3 separate regions of the Mus musculus genome follow, and regions 2 and 3 are each linked to region 1. Evidence: chromatin loops called from intact Hi-C (ENCODE). Cell type or tissue: left cerebral cortex. All regions are shown on one strand. Links, peaks and the distances in the headings refer to the core of each region. The heading gives the core; the rest is flanking DNA. Region 1 overlaps Zfyve26 (zinc finger, FYVE domain containing 26). Region 2 overlaps Eif2s1 (eukaryotic translation initiation factor 2, subunit 1 alpha). Region 3 holds the start of Rdh11 (retinol dehydrogenase 11).

The links. Peaks named below come from ENCODE experiments on the same cell type or tissue, not always from the same donor. Only the 100,000 strongest peaks of a DNase experiment are listed, where the experiment ranks them.
Region 2: it touches region 1 in a loop (2.3-fold over the local background); 3 of 42 quality-filtered maps call a loop at or near these places.
Region 3: a loop joins it to region 1, with 7 times the contacts of the local background. A loop is called at or near these places in 18 of 42 quality-filtered maps.

The regions. Positions count from the first base shown.
Region 1 is chr12:79,259,899-79,262,398 of GRCm38, reverse strand. Zfyve26 (zinc finger, FYVE domain containing 26) reads left to right here. Exons shown (of 42, transcript NM_001008550.1): 26 at 575-821; 27 at 1,500-1,598. Among named protein-coding and RNA genes, the nearest start is that of Zfyve26, 35 kb to the left of the region's middle. In left cerebral cortex, for the core only: a CTCF peak has its summit at 1,182 (motif pointing right); a DNase peak (open chromatin) is centred at 1,169.
Region 2 is chr12:78,878,621-78,885,571 of GRCm38, reverse strand. It overlaps Eif2s1 (eukaryotic translation initiation factor 2, subunit 1 alpha), which reads right to left. Exons shown (of 8, transcript NM_026114.3): 5 at 5,515-5,621; 6 at 4,343-4,440; 7 at 2,171-2,314; 8 at 1-781. The coding sequence ends at 656. Among named protein-coding and RNA genes, the nearest start is that of Eif2s1, 20 kb to the right of the region's middle. In left cerebral cortex, for the core only: no CTCF peak of the experiment used is centred there; a DNase peak (open chromatin) is centred at 3,015.
Region 3 is chr12:79,189,920-79,196,870 of GRCm38, reverse strand. Rdh11 (retinol dehydrogenase 11) reads left to right here and starts at 5,016. Exons shown (of 7, transcript NM_021557.6): 1 at 5,016-5,145. The coding sequence starts at 5,081. In left cerebral cortex, for the core only: a CTCF peak has its summit at 3,226 (motif pointing left); a DNase peak (open chromatin) is centred at 3,215.

The DNA of each region.
Region 1 (2,500 bases), core at 1-2,500:
AGGACTAGTGCCTCGTTAGTGATCCTGACCACTAAAGGGCATTTAGATCCATCTTTTTATGACTAGGACACTGGAGCTGCCAGCATCACTTTGTATTGTCCATTCTAACCAAAACTTCACATAGAATAGATAGCATCTGGGGTTAGGCAACACTCAACCATGCCTGGAGGGGCTAGGCCAGGGTGACCACTAGTTGCTGCCTGTAGCTCAGAGCTAGCCCTCAGCCTATTTCTGAAAAACAGGTTGTATTGGAACAGGTCATATTCATCCATTAATTCATTTATATATTTTCCTGTGCTGGCCTTCGTGCTACATCGGCAAATGAGTACCCATGAGTGGGTTTTAAGTCCTAAACTCTAAAATATATACTCTCTTGCCTCTTACAGAAAAAGATTAGCAACCTCTTGTCTGTGTAAAGGCCCTTAGGACACTTCTCATTTGCCACCCAGAGGACTTAGAAGTTCAGCCTTGCTTCCCAAATGCAGTAGTGCTTTAACCCTGTCACTTCCCTGCGAGAATAGCGAGAGTCTCCTGAGGTTTATGTGCTATTTTCTCTGCACTACCCTGTAAACAGGTTCTTCTGACCCTGCCTGAACAGCACCGGGCCAGCTATGCCCGTTTGTCCTCCAGCCCTCTGCTCATGTTAGAGCAACTGCTGATGAACATGAAGGTGGATTGGGCCACCACGGCTGTGCAAACTCTGCACCAGCTGCTGGCTGGGCAAGACATCGGCTTCACCCTCGACGAAGTTGACTCGTTGCTTTCCAGATACGCAGGGAAAGCCCTGGACCTCCCATACCCTCTGAGAGAGAAACGATCAGGTGACTGACAGCATGCTAGACAGCAGTTGTACACGGAAGAAGAAATGCCATATTGCTCTTGGATTCCATCTCCTCTCCCTACTAACTAAAGGGATCCTCGGGCGATACAGCTGTTTGGTACTTAGGAAAGATCTGGATCTTAGGAGAAGGGCCAGATGCTACATGTCTGATAGCACAAAGGTGTGGGAAGCCAGACGCCTGGCCTTGACAGTGGATTCATAAGTGCTATCGTTTTTATGGGGGACACACTTCATTTCCAGGGTCATGTCAGACATCAGTTGTATGTGAGCTGATCCAACTTCTAGAATGAAGAAAAGAAACCAGTGTGGATGCTCCCGGCCAGCTCCCGGCCTCCAGGGGGCACCATTTAAGCTTCTTCTGCTTCTCGCTTGGCATTTTTAGATTTATTTTGAGAAATCTGCTCCACTGTCTCATGTGCCTTAAACATGACTTGTTTTTGTTGTTGTTGGTTTTTTTTTTTTTTCTGTTTAATTTGAGGAAGAGGCATACACCTTGGGCTTACAGGGTTGGGTTTTTTTTTTTACCATTGTTTTATAATTTAATATAATCATGTTACAATAATCAACAAAACCAGCAGATGTTCCTGCTAAGCATGTAGCTTAATAAAGATGCTTGTGGTAGAGCAGTGTTTCGTCAGCTCTTTGTCTCTCTCAGCAGATTCCATGATTCACCTCCAGGAGCCTGTCCACCAAGCTTCAGACTCAGAGACCCTGTCTAGGTCATCGTCAGCTGAGTTCTCCGCGGCTGCTGCTCCTGGTGAGAACCGCTCTTCTGACTTTCTCGTTCTCTCGCTCACTCTTCATTTCCACTTAAGAAACTCTTTTTTTTTCATAATTTATTCCAAGCTTCTTACTTCCCAGTAGATTCATCCTATAGCTGACTCTCATCATCTATAACAGTGTGCCTATAAACGACTCTGCAGACAGCGCATCAGTGAACCCTGAGCTGTTGCTCCCAGAGAAGGAAGCTATATGCTATGGGCATTTGTGTACACACACACACACACACACACACACACACCACAGTCACACTCCTTATATACTTTATCTTATTAAAATCTGACAAAGTAACTCATCCTAGCAGATTCTGTGTTCTTTATCTTACAAAGGAGAAAGAGGCCCAGAAGTAACTCATTAACAGTTACTCACAGTGGAATTCTAAGTCTGTCCATCAGTGTGGAACCAGAGTCCTCGCCCAGCCCTGACCTGCCCCCTACCATTTCCATACCCTCATCACCACCATGTGAGAGCTGAGACAAGAATGTCACCTTAAACAACCTCTACTGAGAACCTAATGTTGGATGACTCAAAAGTTCTCCAGTCCACACATGCCGTATGTAGCTGTAAAAGCAGTAGAAACATGGGTTTTGAATCTCTTAGTTTGCTTCTCTGATACTGTGATAAAATACTGACCAAATGCAGCTTGGGAAGGAAAGGGTTTATTTTATTGAACATTTGCAGGTAGCAGGTCATCACTAAGGGACATTAGGGCAAGAATTGAAGCAGAGAAACGCTGCTTACCAGCTTGCTTCCTGGCTCGCTCAGCATCCATCCTTCCTTCCTTCCTTCCTTCCTTCCTTCCTTCCTTCCTTCCTTTCTTTCTTTCTTTCTTTCTTTCTTTCTTTCTTTCTTTCTTTTTTGTGTTTGTTGTTGTTGTTG
Region 2 (6,951 bases), core at 1,703-4,202, 380 kb after region 1:
TGTGATGACTTCTCACACAAGTTATCACTGCTTTCAAGTAAGTTAACAGGCACATAAATCTTTAATTGATTTCAAGGTTTTTCTCTACCAGGGGTCAAATTCCTAATTTCTTCTCTAACATTCCTTTGGAGAGTCTGTTCCTGCATAAGTCATTTAGTTACTTGCCCATTGAGTTCTACCATATGAAGATAATTAGGATCTGAGCATTCAGATTGGCTTTAACTTGTGACAAGAAGGAAGAAGCCTACAATTAAATATCCCAGAAATTTATTTGATGTTTGCTTGAATACATTTTATATAGAAAGATTGGGATTGTTTGTGTTTGGAGTCCCTGGTAAATCTCTGAACCATAAGGGTGCCATTCCAGAGACATGAGAAATGGAAACTGTAGGCCCAATATTAGGACTGCTGTTTAAGATTTGTCTCTGGTCAAATCAAGCCACTCCCTTGAAAAATGCTTGAGGTGTTAGAGCCACTATGTGGAAACAGCTGACATGAAGGAGGGCATTTAGATTCTGGCTTGTTGAATACTTAAATACTTGGAAATAAAAATATTCAGCTTTGAAGTTTTCAATACTGGAAAACTCTCAAGTCTAGGGTTGACAGCCAGGAAGGGCTGCTTCGTACTCCTTAAATTGGACTGTTTGCCAAAACGTTAATCTTCAGCTTTGGCTTCCATTTCTTCTGCATCATCATCTCCATCCACTTCTGCATTTTCTCTCTCCAGCCGTTCCAGCTGCCTTGCAAGTTCAGTCTCATCTGTATCTGTGACCACTTTGGGCTGTGGAAGAGGCACAATTTCAAAATAAAGTAAACAGCAGAGTAGATTTGACTTCAATAGTATTACTGACCAATGTTTAAAATTTAACAACAAAAAATTCATTTCTAACAAAATTCAGTCATACCTGTGCTGACTCACCACTGAATAAGTTCTATCAGCTGAAAGTTAAGAAAATTCAAGACCATCCAAGGAAGCAGTATACACTACAGTGGAATAATACTTCCTGCCATTTTAATAAGCTCAACTGAAAACGAGTTCACTGATCACAGCAGAAGACCACCAAATGGCCTGTTGTTTTTTTGTTTTTTTTTAAAATGAATATTTTGGGCTCCAGATAAATTATTATCCTTCCTCAGAGATCGAAACATCTATACACACAGATATACAGCATATGGAAATTAGGTCTTGTTCATATTGAGAGAAAGACAGATTATTTTATGTTTGAAACAGGATTCCCTATGTAAATAACAAGCCAGTACTTCTGCCTCTGCCTCCCAATGCTGAAATTATAGGTTTGTGTCATACTATGCCCAGCAAATTTTTCTCCATGAGGGGAAAACCCCAGCACTAGCACAAATGTCTATCCCATATGGCATTCCAGTGCTAACAGTGTTTTATTACAGACAAAACCCTTTTTAGAAATATTCTGTACAAACAATTACTCAAATTTTTTATTCCCAACTATATGTGACTGGGCAGGTAGCTTTGATATGCTGATAAGGCAGCCTCTGAACTTCAGGCAATCATTCTGGTCTCAGTTTCCCAAGTGCAGAGACAATCGGCACAAACCATCACATCCAACTCAATCACATCCAAACGACAATACTTGTGTGTGTGGGAATGCATTGCCACGGTGTGCTTTTCAAATTTTAGGAGTCATTTTCTCTAACATAAAGGTCCTGGACACCAGATTCTAAGTCACCATGTTTGGCAGCCAGGGCCTTTACTACTGAGCCATTTTTTGCTGGCACCCTATCTGACATTTTCAAAAGCACTAAGAAGTTGAAAAGGTGAAGTAATTTCTGCATAAGCCCTACCACCAGCCATAGGTAAAGCTGGACATAGTGGAATGTACCTGTGACCTAGAGGTAGGAGTGATGACAGGGGCATCTTCAGCTCTAGGTTCAGGGAGTCTCAAGAAAACAAGATAAAGGATATCCAACACTAATCTGACCTTCATATGTGCACCCAGGGGTCAGTGTACCTGGGCATACATACTAAAAAAAAAAAATGAAGTTAAGTAGATAGGCAGTCATCAGGCAGTTCAAGGCTAGCCTTGACTACAAAGTGAGCTGAAAACTAGCCCTGACTACATGGAATCCTGTATCAAAAGCAAAAAACAAAGCAAAAGCATTAAAAACAAAATAAAAAGTAAGATCCTGATCTCACCTCCATCTGAACATTGAAGACGCCCCTCTTCTCCTCGATCTTCTCTTTGATAACTGCCATAGCCTGATTGAGGACAGACAGGCCTTCTGTCCTCTCCAGGGTCGTTGTTGTCATCACATACCTGGGTGGAGCTATTAGATTAATCTAAAGGAGAAAGACAAAAATGAAGTTATGATTATACTTACCCAGGATATTAAAAAATTGCTTTGTTAATTTGCTACATGAAGAAATCATCTTGACCTGCCTCCCAGGTCTCTAGACCAGTTTATTAATACATTCCCTTAGGATTTTTTCTCATTGAGGTGATGAAATACTCTAACAAAAGCAATTTACAGGAGGAAGGATTTATTTTAGCTCACAATTCAAAGCATAGCTCATCATGGCATAAAGTCAAGGCAGTGGGAGTTAGTCAGTCACATTATGTCCAAAGTCAGAAGACAGAAATGAATGCATGCATTCAATCTATTCAGTTCCCTCTCCATTTCTACAGTTAAGGATCCATTCAGAGAATGGTGTCCTTCATAGTGGGTGGGTCAGTGTACCTCAATAACATAATTAAGATGATCTTGCACAGACATACCCAGGAGAATTCTAAGTCTGTCAAGTTGTAAACCAACACTAACCATCACATGTAGTCAGACCACTGATGCAGTGATCTCATCTAGTACATATATACAGCTCACTGCAACACTGAATATGAAGAATTATAACTATTGGGTGCTTCTGGTGGTTGTCATCAGAATAATGGGTAACTGAGGTTGGGAAGATGGCTCCGTGGTTAAGAACATTTGTTGCTTTTGCAGAGGATGCTAGTTTGGTTCTCAACATCCACACAGTGACTCACAACCATCTGTAACTTCAGTTTTAGAGGATCTGACACTCTCTTCTGGTCTCTGTGGGCACCAGGCATGGACATGGTACATATACAGGCAAACACACACATAAAGGAGACCCTTTCACTAGGTAGGCCAATCTGTCCTTGAGTTCACAGAGACCTGCCTGCCTCTGCTTCCCCAATGCTGGGATTAAAGGCATGTGTCACCATGCCTGGCTATAAATAAATCATAAAAACGAAAAAGGTGAATTATCTCTAAATTGATAGAAAAATCCTTCCAAGAAACTTTGAGTAACAACCATCCAGTTGAATGTACGTTGTTAAAAAAAAAATGTTGCCTCCCAAGGCACTACAAGCATTTTGGGCACTGTAACTTCTTACTGTAAAGAAGATTTAATATTGCTGGTCCACTAATAATAGAAACCCTCTATATTCACTATGATGGGAGCGCCAACGAAAAGCCATTAACTGCAAATAACCCCCCAGAAATATCAACTAAAAACGACATGACACCGAACTCAGATCTTCTGCAAGAGTAATAGCTTTTAGCCCCCTGTGTTGGCTCTTCAATCTCCATGATACTTTTGTTTTGTTTTTAGAAAACTATTATAAGAAGGAACTAGAATGGCGTGATATTGAATAAAACTTCCATTTTGAATAGGGGTTAAATAAAGTTTAAGTCCTTAAGACCTCCCTGGGAAACTGATGTCCTGCTTGGCAGAAAGACATGTATGTGGGAAACTAACATCTTGTTCGTCAAGCTGAGGCATGAATGCTAGGTAAGTTGCCCCACCACAGTTGAACAACCCAACATATTAGAACAGGGTAAGTGTACCACGAAAACACATTCCTAAGGAAGTCCCTTATCCCTAAACCCTGGATGGAGGGATAACCTGGCATAGATAGATGTTTGTGGTTTTGAAGCTTAAAAATTCTATGACATTCTGGTTCAGGGGTCGTGGGTTTACCTCCCAAGTCTGTTCTGTGGCCCTGATCAGTGGTGGTCTGAGTCCAATACATTTTTTCATCTACTTAAATACTCACTGAGATGAATGTTCAAGGACACAGTCAGCTCCTGACCGGTCAGTTTTTGTTACCTAGGTCAAATAAAGATCTCACTTTGCTGGACTCTTGTGACTGCTTGGGTTGTTTTAGATTTTCGGACCCCAACCCTCTGGGCACTGAACATGCCAGGTATGCACTTTATCATGGAGCTGTACTTTTCTACCCAACATGACCAGCCAAAAGGGGAAAAGATTAGAACCATGACTTAGTGGCCCTGGGCTCAACTGCTAACACACAGTTTGACCACAAGTATCTGAAAACACGCAACTTACCTTGATGGGCATGGTTTCTGTAGAACAATTCAAACCTGCCCTCAGGGCTTCTTTTACAGCATCAATGCCTTCATAACCATAGCAAGCTACTTCAATATCTAAAATTACAAAAATTAAAAAACCAGAAATGACACCAAGGAAAGATACACTGTGACACCAAATTGTCTAGAAGTATTTAGAAACTGCACACCCTTTGGTTCAGCAACTTGGTCTTTCCACCATGTAGGCCCTGGGTTTGAACTCAGGTATTTAGGCCTAGTAGCGAGTGGCTTTACTTGCTGAGCCATCCTGTCAGTACTGACCCAGCAGATCTTTTAGAATACCTGTATAGATGTTAAGTATATATTCTTGTAATTAAGAAAATTTGATAACGTCTGTTCTTGAAGAGGAAATGTTAACATCTATGCATCTTTACTGGGGGCTGGTGCTAGCTGGGGAGAGACCCCAGGGCTTCCCAAATGCTAAGAATATGGTCCACCCTGTTTATAAACCTCTACCTCTTAGACCCCTGGTTTTCAACCTTCCTAATGCTGGGACCCTTTAATACAGGTTCCTCATGTGGTGACCCCAACCATAAAATTATTTCATTGCAACTTCATTTAACTGTAATGTTGCTGTTGTGAATTTTAATGTAGATATCGGATATGTGACTCCTGTGAAAGGGTTACTTGACTTTGCCTTAGTTATCTGTACAGGAAGAATGTCCAGACAATTAGCATAGGATCAATACAAAGGCATGGAATGATACCACTGTCCTGTTGAAATATTTTAAATTGTAAACAAAGGCAAAATAATACTTCCTTATTAAAGGGCTGAATTACAGTTAGTTAACCTTCTAGGACTATTTCATTTGTGTATACATCTGGTTTTGTAGAAGTAGTAATTTCTTGGGTCAAGGACATGAGACTGTGGCACAGTAATTATCCAGTGTGTATGAAGCCCTGGTTTGATTATAAGAGCCAAAACAAAACCCCAAAGCAGTCAAATAACTCTCCCCCCAACTTTGCAAAAACAACCCAAAACACCTTAAAGTTTATTACCAAACAAACAAACAAACACCAATTTTAGAAAAACGTATAGTTGTTGATGTAGCAACATGTTTTAGTAAGTCTCATCACTTAGCAGCTTGCTCAGGCATGTACAATATTTAATGTCGTTCAGAAGCCATTTACCTGCTCGAATTTTGACCGCTTGTGGGGTCAAACGCCTATTGATATTATTAATGAGTACTTCTCTTTCATCTTCATTCAAATCTAAACTATCCAAGATAGATGGGTCTCTGAGAAAAAAAACAAAACAAGAACTCTCAAGGTAATATTACTAATAACTGTGAAAACAAACATACCCCACAGGGCAATACACATAACAATGAAGTACTCATTTCTACATGAAAGTTAAAATTCTGACCTTGTATAATTTTAATTATGTGTTCTTTTCTCTTTCCAAATGTGTACGCTAGGTTGGAGAAATGGCTCAGTGGTTAAGAACACTGGTTGTTCCTCCAGAAGCCCAGCCACTACATGGTGGCTCACAACCATCTACAGTGGGATCTGCTCTCGTCTATCTAGTGCTCTCTTCTGATGTGCAGGCACACATACAAATAGAGTGCTCATAGACACAAATAAATCTTAAAAAAAAATTCAAACAGGGTCTCATAGATGCAACAATGTCTCATAGAATTGTATTACATGAAGCAATGCAAATAAAGTCTATGACAAACAGAAAACTGATTATCAAAACAAAAATTTTTGGAGATCTTGCTAAAATAAGCAATTCAATAAATACTTCTAATATAAACCTGACACTCCATTACAATTGACTTAAGTACTTCTGAGTAATCTCTATTTCAGGGCCTTAGAATCTAGCTTGGAAACAGCACTTGGGTACTGGAACAGGACGACATTTACTGCCAGGGAGGTCAGGAAGGGCTTCATGCAGAAACCAGCATTTCACTTAATCCTCCCAAAGTGTCCAAGACTTGGATCAGGGAAAGGCTTAGCTAACATTCCATTGTTAACTGAATAAGGGGGCGGGGCAGGGGGAAGGAAGAAAAACAAAACATAACGGGGAGGGGGAAGGAAGAAAAACAAAACATAACAAGGAACAGGAGACACCAATAAGCAGAGGCAAAAGGTGACAGAAAATTTAGTATGTGTAAAAGGAAATGAAAAGTGAAAGAATGTGTGTGTAGGGAACTTTTCAATTAGCTTGTACAAGACAAACTGAGAACTGAGAGAAACATCAACACTGTCACATGATGATTGAGAGAGACAAACACAGACTGACATTTACAATCAATAAATACACAAAGCTGTTGACCTGATGAATAAGCAGTGTCAAGCAAATCAATTATGGCAAAAGGAAAAAAAATCTGAGATTTTTATCAGATGATAGTAAAGATGAGGGAAAACAGCAATATCTATCTACATAGTTGCTAGGAGAATATAAACAACAGAACTAATTTGGAATGCAAATTGGCAAAATCAAATAGATATATTTGTACATATCTGTAAAATCAATCTTCTGATTCAACAATTCTATTCATAGGTTATTATCTAGAAACCCTCAAAGGGCTGAAAATTAATCTCAAGATAGTGGTGAGAAGTCAT
Region 3 (6,951 bases), core at 1,871-4,370, 67 kb after region 1:
GGGTGATCTGTGGAACATCTCCCACTATGCTAACAGCTTTTTCATATAAGAAAGGAATGAGGCTTTTTGTAGGATAAAGAGGTGGCAGCTGGGGCTGGGGCAGAATGACAGGATAGAGGATGGAGCAGAGAGGGAGAGCAGGGAGAGCCATATGAAGGGAAGCAGTGGCCGAGAAGTTAGAGGTTAGCTGAGAGACTTCCCCAGCCAAAGGGCCAACAGCCTTAAACTATATAGATGTGGTCAGCCTTTTGACACTAGCCATTCTTTGTAGGAGTGTAGTGATATTTATTGTGGTTTTAATTAAATTTCCCTAATGTCTGACAGTAGTAAGCAGTGTTTAGTGTTTTGGTTACATTTGTTCAAATCACTTGGTCATTTAAAATATTTGTCTTTGTGTCCTGGAGAGATGGCTTTGATTTCCAACACCTACATGGTAGCTCACGACCATTTGAGCCTCCAGTTCTAAGGGATCTAATGGCCTCTTTTGGCCTCCATGGGCACCAGGCATGCTATGATACACAGATATACATTCAGACAAAATATTCCTACACATTTTAAAGTTTTAATTAAAAATTTAAAAATAAGCTCTTTCCTTATTAAATCTGATACATATCCACCTTCTCTGGCCTTTCTCAACATCTCTCCCACTGGTGATGCTCCAGCTTCCCTGTGAAGCAGCTGCTCTAAGGAACCCACCCGCCTTATTATTACTATTGTTGCTATTGATGAGGGCAGGGTTTAAGACAAGTTTCTCTGTAGCCCTGACTGTCCTGGGCCTCATTTAGACCAGGCTGCCCTGCAGTTCATGGATATCAGTCTGCCTCTGTCTCTGGGGTGCTGGGGTTAAAGGAGTGTGCCACTGCTCTTAGTTTAACCAATGTTCTTACTTTTTAATTCTTATATTATGCAAATGGGTGTTTTGCCTGCATGCATGTCTGTGTATCATGTGTGTGTGCCTGACCACCTGAAGAGGCCAGAATAGGACACTGCATCCCCTGGACCTGGAGTCACAGATGGTTGTGACGATCATGTGGATGCTGGGAACCGAACCCATGTCTACTGGAAGAGTGAAGAGTACTTGTAACTGCTGAGCCCTTTCCCCAGCCCTTTAGTTAATAGTTTTTAGGTCTTACCGATAAGGATATCAAGTCACCTAAAATTATATGCTAATATCACATGGATATGAAAATTATGTATATGTATGGGGAGAAAGCTTCCCGATTCATCTTTTGGCAGTATGGTTGAATGTTAAGGATGGAAGCCCAAGACATCCTCTGTAGAAGTCTGAACTCAAGTTCTGCTAATCATTCTTTGGCTAAATAACTTAATGTCTCAGCTGAGCTTTAGTTGCCTTGTTTGTAAAATAGGAAAAAATTATAGTATCGGCTTACACTTAATAAGAATGAAAAGAATTAGAGCTGAAGAAATGGTTCAGTGGCTACGAGCATTTGTTGCTCTTGCACAGGACCTGGGTTTAGTTCTCAACACCCACATGGTGGCTCATGACCCTCAGCAATTCCAGTTCTAGGGAAGCCAGTGGTCTCTTCTGACCTCTTGAGCACCAGGAGTTTTTTTTTAATGTTAATTTTTCTTTATTAATTTCATTATACATACATATATATGTATGTATAATGAAAGTGTCTGTGTGTGCGCGTTTGTATCTGTGTGTGTATTTGTGTTTTTGTTTTTTTTTAAATATTTTTTATTACATATTTTCCTCAATTACATTTAGAATGCTATCCCAAAAGTCCCCCATACCCTCCCCCCCACTCCCCTACCCACCCACTCCCCCTTTTTGGCCCTGGCGTTCCCCTGTACTGGGGCATATAAAGTTTGCCTGACCAATGGGCCTCTCTTTCCAGTGATGGCCGACTAGGCCATCTTTTGATACATATGCAGCTAGAGTCAAGAGCTCCGGGGTACTGGTTAGTTCATAATGTTGTTGCACCTACAGGGTTGCAGATCTCTTTAGCTCCTTGGATACTTTCTCTAGCTCCTCCATTGGGGGCCCTGTGCTCCATCCAATAGCTGACTGTGAGCATCCACTTATGTGTTTGCTAGGCCCCGGCCTAGTCTCACAAGAGACAGCTATATCAGGGTCCTTTCAGCCAACGCTTGCTAATGTATGCAATGGTGTCATCGTTTGGAGGCTAATTATGGGATGGATCCCTGGATATGGCAGTCTCTAGATGGTCCATTCTTTTGTCTCAGCTCCAAACTTTGTCTCTGTAACTCCTTCCATGGGTGATTGTTTCCAATTCTAAGAAGGGGCAAAGTGTCCACACTTTGGTCTTCATTCTTCTTCAGTTTCATGTGTTTTGCAAATTGTATCTTATATCTCGGGTATACTAAGTTTCTGGGCTAATATCCACTTATCATTGAGTACATATCATTTGAGTTCTTTTGTGATTGTGTTACCTCACTCAGGATGATGCCCTCCAGGTCCATCCATTTGCCTAGGAATTTCATAAATTCATTCTTTTTAATAGCTGAGTAGTACTCCATTGTGTAAATGTACCACATTTTTTTTTTGTATCCATTCCTCTGTTGAGGGGCATCTGGGTTCTTTCCAGCTTCTGGCTATTATAAATAAGGCTGCTATGAACATAGTGGAGTATGTGTCCTTCTTACCGGTTGGGACATCTTCTGGATATATGCCCAGGAGAGGTATTGCGGGATCCTCCGGTAGTACTATGTCCAATTTTCTGAGGAACCGCCAGACTGATTTCCAGAGTGGTTGTACAAGCTTGCAATCCCACCAACAATGGAGGAGTGTTCCTCTTTCTCCACATCCTTGCCAGCATCTGCTGTCACCTGAATTTTTGATCTTAGCCATTCTGACTGGGAGCACCAGGAGTTTTATGTGGCAAAGCCAGAGGAGTAGTGCCCAGGTTATGGATTGTAGGTGAAGAAAAATGACGTCAGCCACAAGGTGGTTTTATCTGTGTCCTTGACCAGCAAAACAGCAGCTGCCACAATACGTAGGTAAGCTGGCCAAGCCTCGTGAGACAGGGTCCAACTTCTTAGGCAGATAGGCACCTGGTCTCTTCCAAGGACCCAGGGTCTGATCAATACCCTTTGGCTATGCCTTTGTTTTCATCTACATACAAGTTGAAAGGCTTGTAGCTGTCTGGCAGGGCAAGTGCTGGGGCTTCAAGTAGTTCATTCCTTGAGACTGAAAAGCTTTGTCCATTTGGGGAGTCCAGTTTAAGACACTCTCCTGCCCCCTAGTGGCCTCGTAGAAAGGCTTTGCAATCTCTGTGAATCCTGGTACTCAGAGACTGCAGGAACTCACAAATTTGATACCAGGTCTTGGGGACTGAAATGTTGAGAATCGTTCCTTTGCTAGCCTGGGATAGCAGATGTTGCCTGTCCACCCCCCCCCCCCGCCTTGGTTTTTCCCCAAGGTATGTTACATCATTTTGGCAGAGCTGCACTTTCCTCACAGACATTTGATATCTCATCTGGTCTAACTCTCTGAGCAAGGCATAAGTTGCCAAACAGCAAGTTTCTTCATCTGGGGCAGCTATGAGCAAGTCATCAATATGCTACTAGAAAGTTATCTGGGTGTGGGCCTGCCTGTATGTATATGTATATGTGTATGTGAATGTGTATATAAATATATGTCTGTCTGTCTGTATATGTATATGTATATGTGTATATGTATATAAGTAAGTATATATCTGTCTGTCTGTCTGTCTGTCTGTATGTATGTATGTATGAAAAATGGTTGGAGCCTTGCTCTATCTGTCACATGTGTGAATGTATGTGTGTGTGTTTATAATTCTTCCCCACCACCCCCTCTCTCTTTTCTTTCTCACTGATCCCCAAAGAGTTGTCTCAAGAAGGCTGAAGGTTGAAGCAGGAAGGAGAAAGCTGCAGCTTTGACAACTCCTGAAGCAGTACTTCACAGCTGTCTGTGTCACCTCTCAGAGACTACACCAGTTTATTGTAGAAATACTGTTAAACATGTATAAAATGAATAAGAAACAGAATACGTAAAAGACTTTTTTCTTTGAGCTGTGAGCTGCTCTCTACATACTAGACACTAAGAAAGCGTTAAATGCTGATGATTACTAGATAATCCAATACTAAATCTGTAAGAATATGTCTTCTTCCCAGGTGCTATACAGTATATGGCTCCAACTTGACTGTGGAACAGGTATCTTCCAATGAATGGAAATTAATTATGCAAATGAACCAGAAACTGAATAGTGAAGGTGGGAAACCACAGACAATGACTTTTAAAACTTGTTAAACATGATAACTCATGTTTATCCCCATGAGGTACACCTCAAAGGAAAGAAAAGTTTGAACAGGGAGTTTGCCTTTTCCCAAAGAAATGTTCCTGGCCTTAGTTCAAGACGGGATTAAACTCTTTGACAAAGTGATAAAACCAACTGTGCCAATCTGAGAAATGCATTGTTTCCTTGAAGAGTAATACATGATATAGTCATCCAAGAAACTATTTTATTATCAAATAACAACCAAGGGCTTGGGAAATTATGAAGGATACTATCATAGATCGAAGTACACACAACCGTGACTCTCTAGGAGGTCTTAACTTGCTTTGCCCCATAGGGCAAAGGTCATCTCTGAGGAAGGACATCTTCCGCCACACCAACTGTCCGACTAACGGCTCCTGCCCTTTGTAATTAACCTCAGAATACTTTCCAGACGCTGTCTCCCAGACAAAATGTAATTTCCTAATAATGATTGGGGAAAATTGAACCAAACACTGGACTTGGGCTCCAGGAGATAGCAAACCCGCGAGACTTCCAAAGAGTCAATTAGTGGCCAGAGGAGTGGTAGAAGGGCTGGCTCAACGATCCCACAGGCCTAGGCCCTGGACCACTGAAGACCATTGCTCCACGGTTGTGTTATTCAACTTTTCATAGTGCTTGGAAGTATACTCTGAATGTATCACCGCCAGGCGGCCGCCAAATCCAGGACTACATTTCCCAGAGGGCTTTGCTCCCTGGCGGTTGCAGTTGAACCGGGGTGTGTCTAGGATCAGAAGCCATAAGTCCCGCTGTCCTCTTTAGAGCATCAACTTCAACTGCGCTTCGGTGGTGCTGAGATGTTCGGATTCCTGCTTCTGCTCTCTCTTCCCTTCATCCTGTACTTGGTCACGCCAAAAATCAGGTCTGTGCGAATGTTGCTTTTTCTTGCCAGGTCTTTTAGAGAAGATAAAAAATCCCTACTGAAGCCCTCTCCCTAGCCCCCGTAAAGAAAGACTAGGAAAGGACTGAGAAGCCCTTTAAGGTAGCAAAGATCTGGAGTTTACTGGACTGTAGGCGAGATCCTGGTGCCCTGGATGTGGGCACGGCCAGACGTCAGACCCCAGGTGGTCGTAAAAGCGCTCCAGGTCTCCATCATCCTGTATTGCTCTTTCTGGCCTACCTTATTTCCTCTAGCACTATTTGCTCTCTAGCTTCGGGAAGCCGCTGAGTATGGCGGGCTTTAGATTCTAACTGTTTTCTCCACTCCCAAGCTTTGAACCAGCCTTTGTCTAACTATTTGTCTCCAGCCCTTGAGGTACTACAGGAGGGTTGCACTTTTTGCTCTCTGAACCCGATGCCAATGTTATCTGGGGCATGCTTCCTTGTTGCCGTTATTCACTTGTTTAGGTGTTTGTGACAACTGAAGGGGAAGATTCATTGTCCTTCGGAGTAGGAACACGTGCTTGTTTGCCCTAATTAGATTACTAGGAGCCAGGAGAAGAACCACGTGGTCAAAGGATGGTTTCTTAATTAAGTGTCAGGTCAGCCCAAACCTGGAGGTGTGTGTAATCACCTGAGAATCAGCGGCAGGCTACCACAAGGGGCAGTCCACTGATTGGTTCTGAGTAAGTCACCAGGAGTGACGGTGGACCAGTAATAAACGCCACCTTCTTTCTGGGCGTGGCCATAGTTCCTATTGGAGCTGAGGCTGTGCCATCCTTCTGTCATTTCTTACCATGACCAACATTTTTTCTTCCAAGACCTACTTCCCACTCTTTTTGCTTTTTCTTCTCTCTCTGGTGGCTACTTTCATTTTTCCCCTCTCCTCTCTGAATACTTACAGCTCCCATAAGTAGGCACACATGGGCCTTGTACTCAGGTAAAAACTTGGGTTTCTTTTTACCACAAGATCTTCATATCCATATAGAATCTCAACAAAACATGAACCGGAGCTACATCCAGTGAAATGTGTCTTAGAAGCGAGCACTCTAAGGACTCTACTATCCCCGTTGGAGCCAGCATGGGAGAGTGGGGCCAGAGCTGCGCTTTCAAAGTTGATTTCTTGTTTTCGATGATGACAGAGGAAGGAGGAAGAGCCAATTCCTGGTCCCCAGGATTTGTCAGTGTTGAAGTTCAGTCTGAAGGGACGTGAGACACAGAGCCAGGGGCCTTGATCGCTGAGGAGAGAGAGGTTCCTTTGGGTACCACAAGTTAGTTTGTCTTAAGTAGTGGCTGCTTGCAGATAACAAGTTTAGTGGAATGGTTGAAATGCTCCTTAAAAACGCACTTCTGAGTCAACAGATCCTTTTAGTCCTAAAATTGAGAAGAGAAGAGGAAAATCTGAGGGTTGTGTTTGTGCTTCATCCATTTGGAAAGGCCAGCAAAGCCTACGCACAGGTGCAAGGACTCCAACCAGACAAACGTATGGATCCTCACTCTGCTGGAACTCTGCTCTGTTGTTGTTTTGTTGTTGTTGTTCTGATATTAATGTGTGATGTCAGTAGTCAAACCCAGGGCTTGGCATCTGGGTAAACTATGTATGCTTACCCTGTTATATTCCTAGCCCTTGTCTCATTCTTAAATGTTTTGTTTTTGTTTTTAAATGTGTGAATGTGGCTATCTTTTTCTTATTTTTGACCTAGATTCATAAGCTTATGATTTCTATTCTTTGAATTGGATTAGCCCTTCTTAAGATTATAAGATGCTGTTTGTCACAGATTGGCATAGA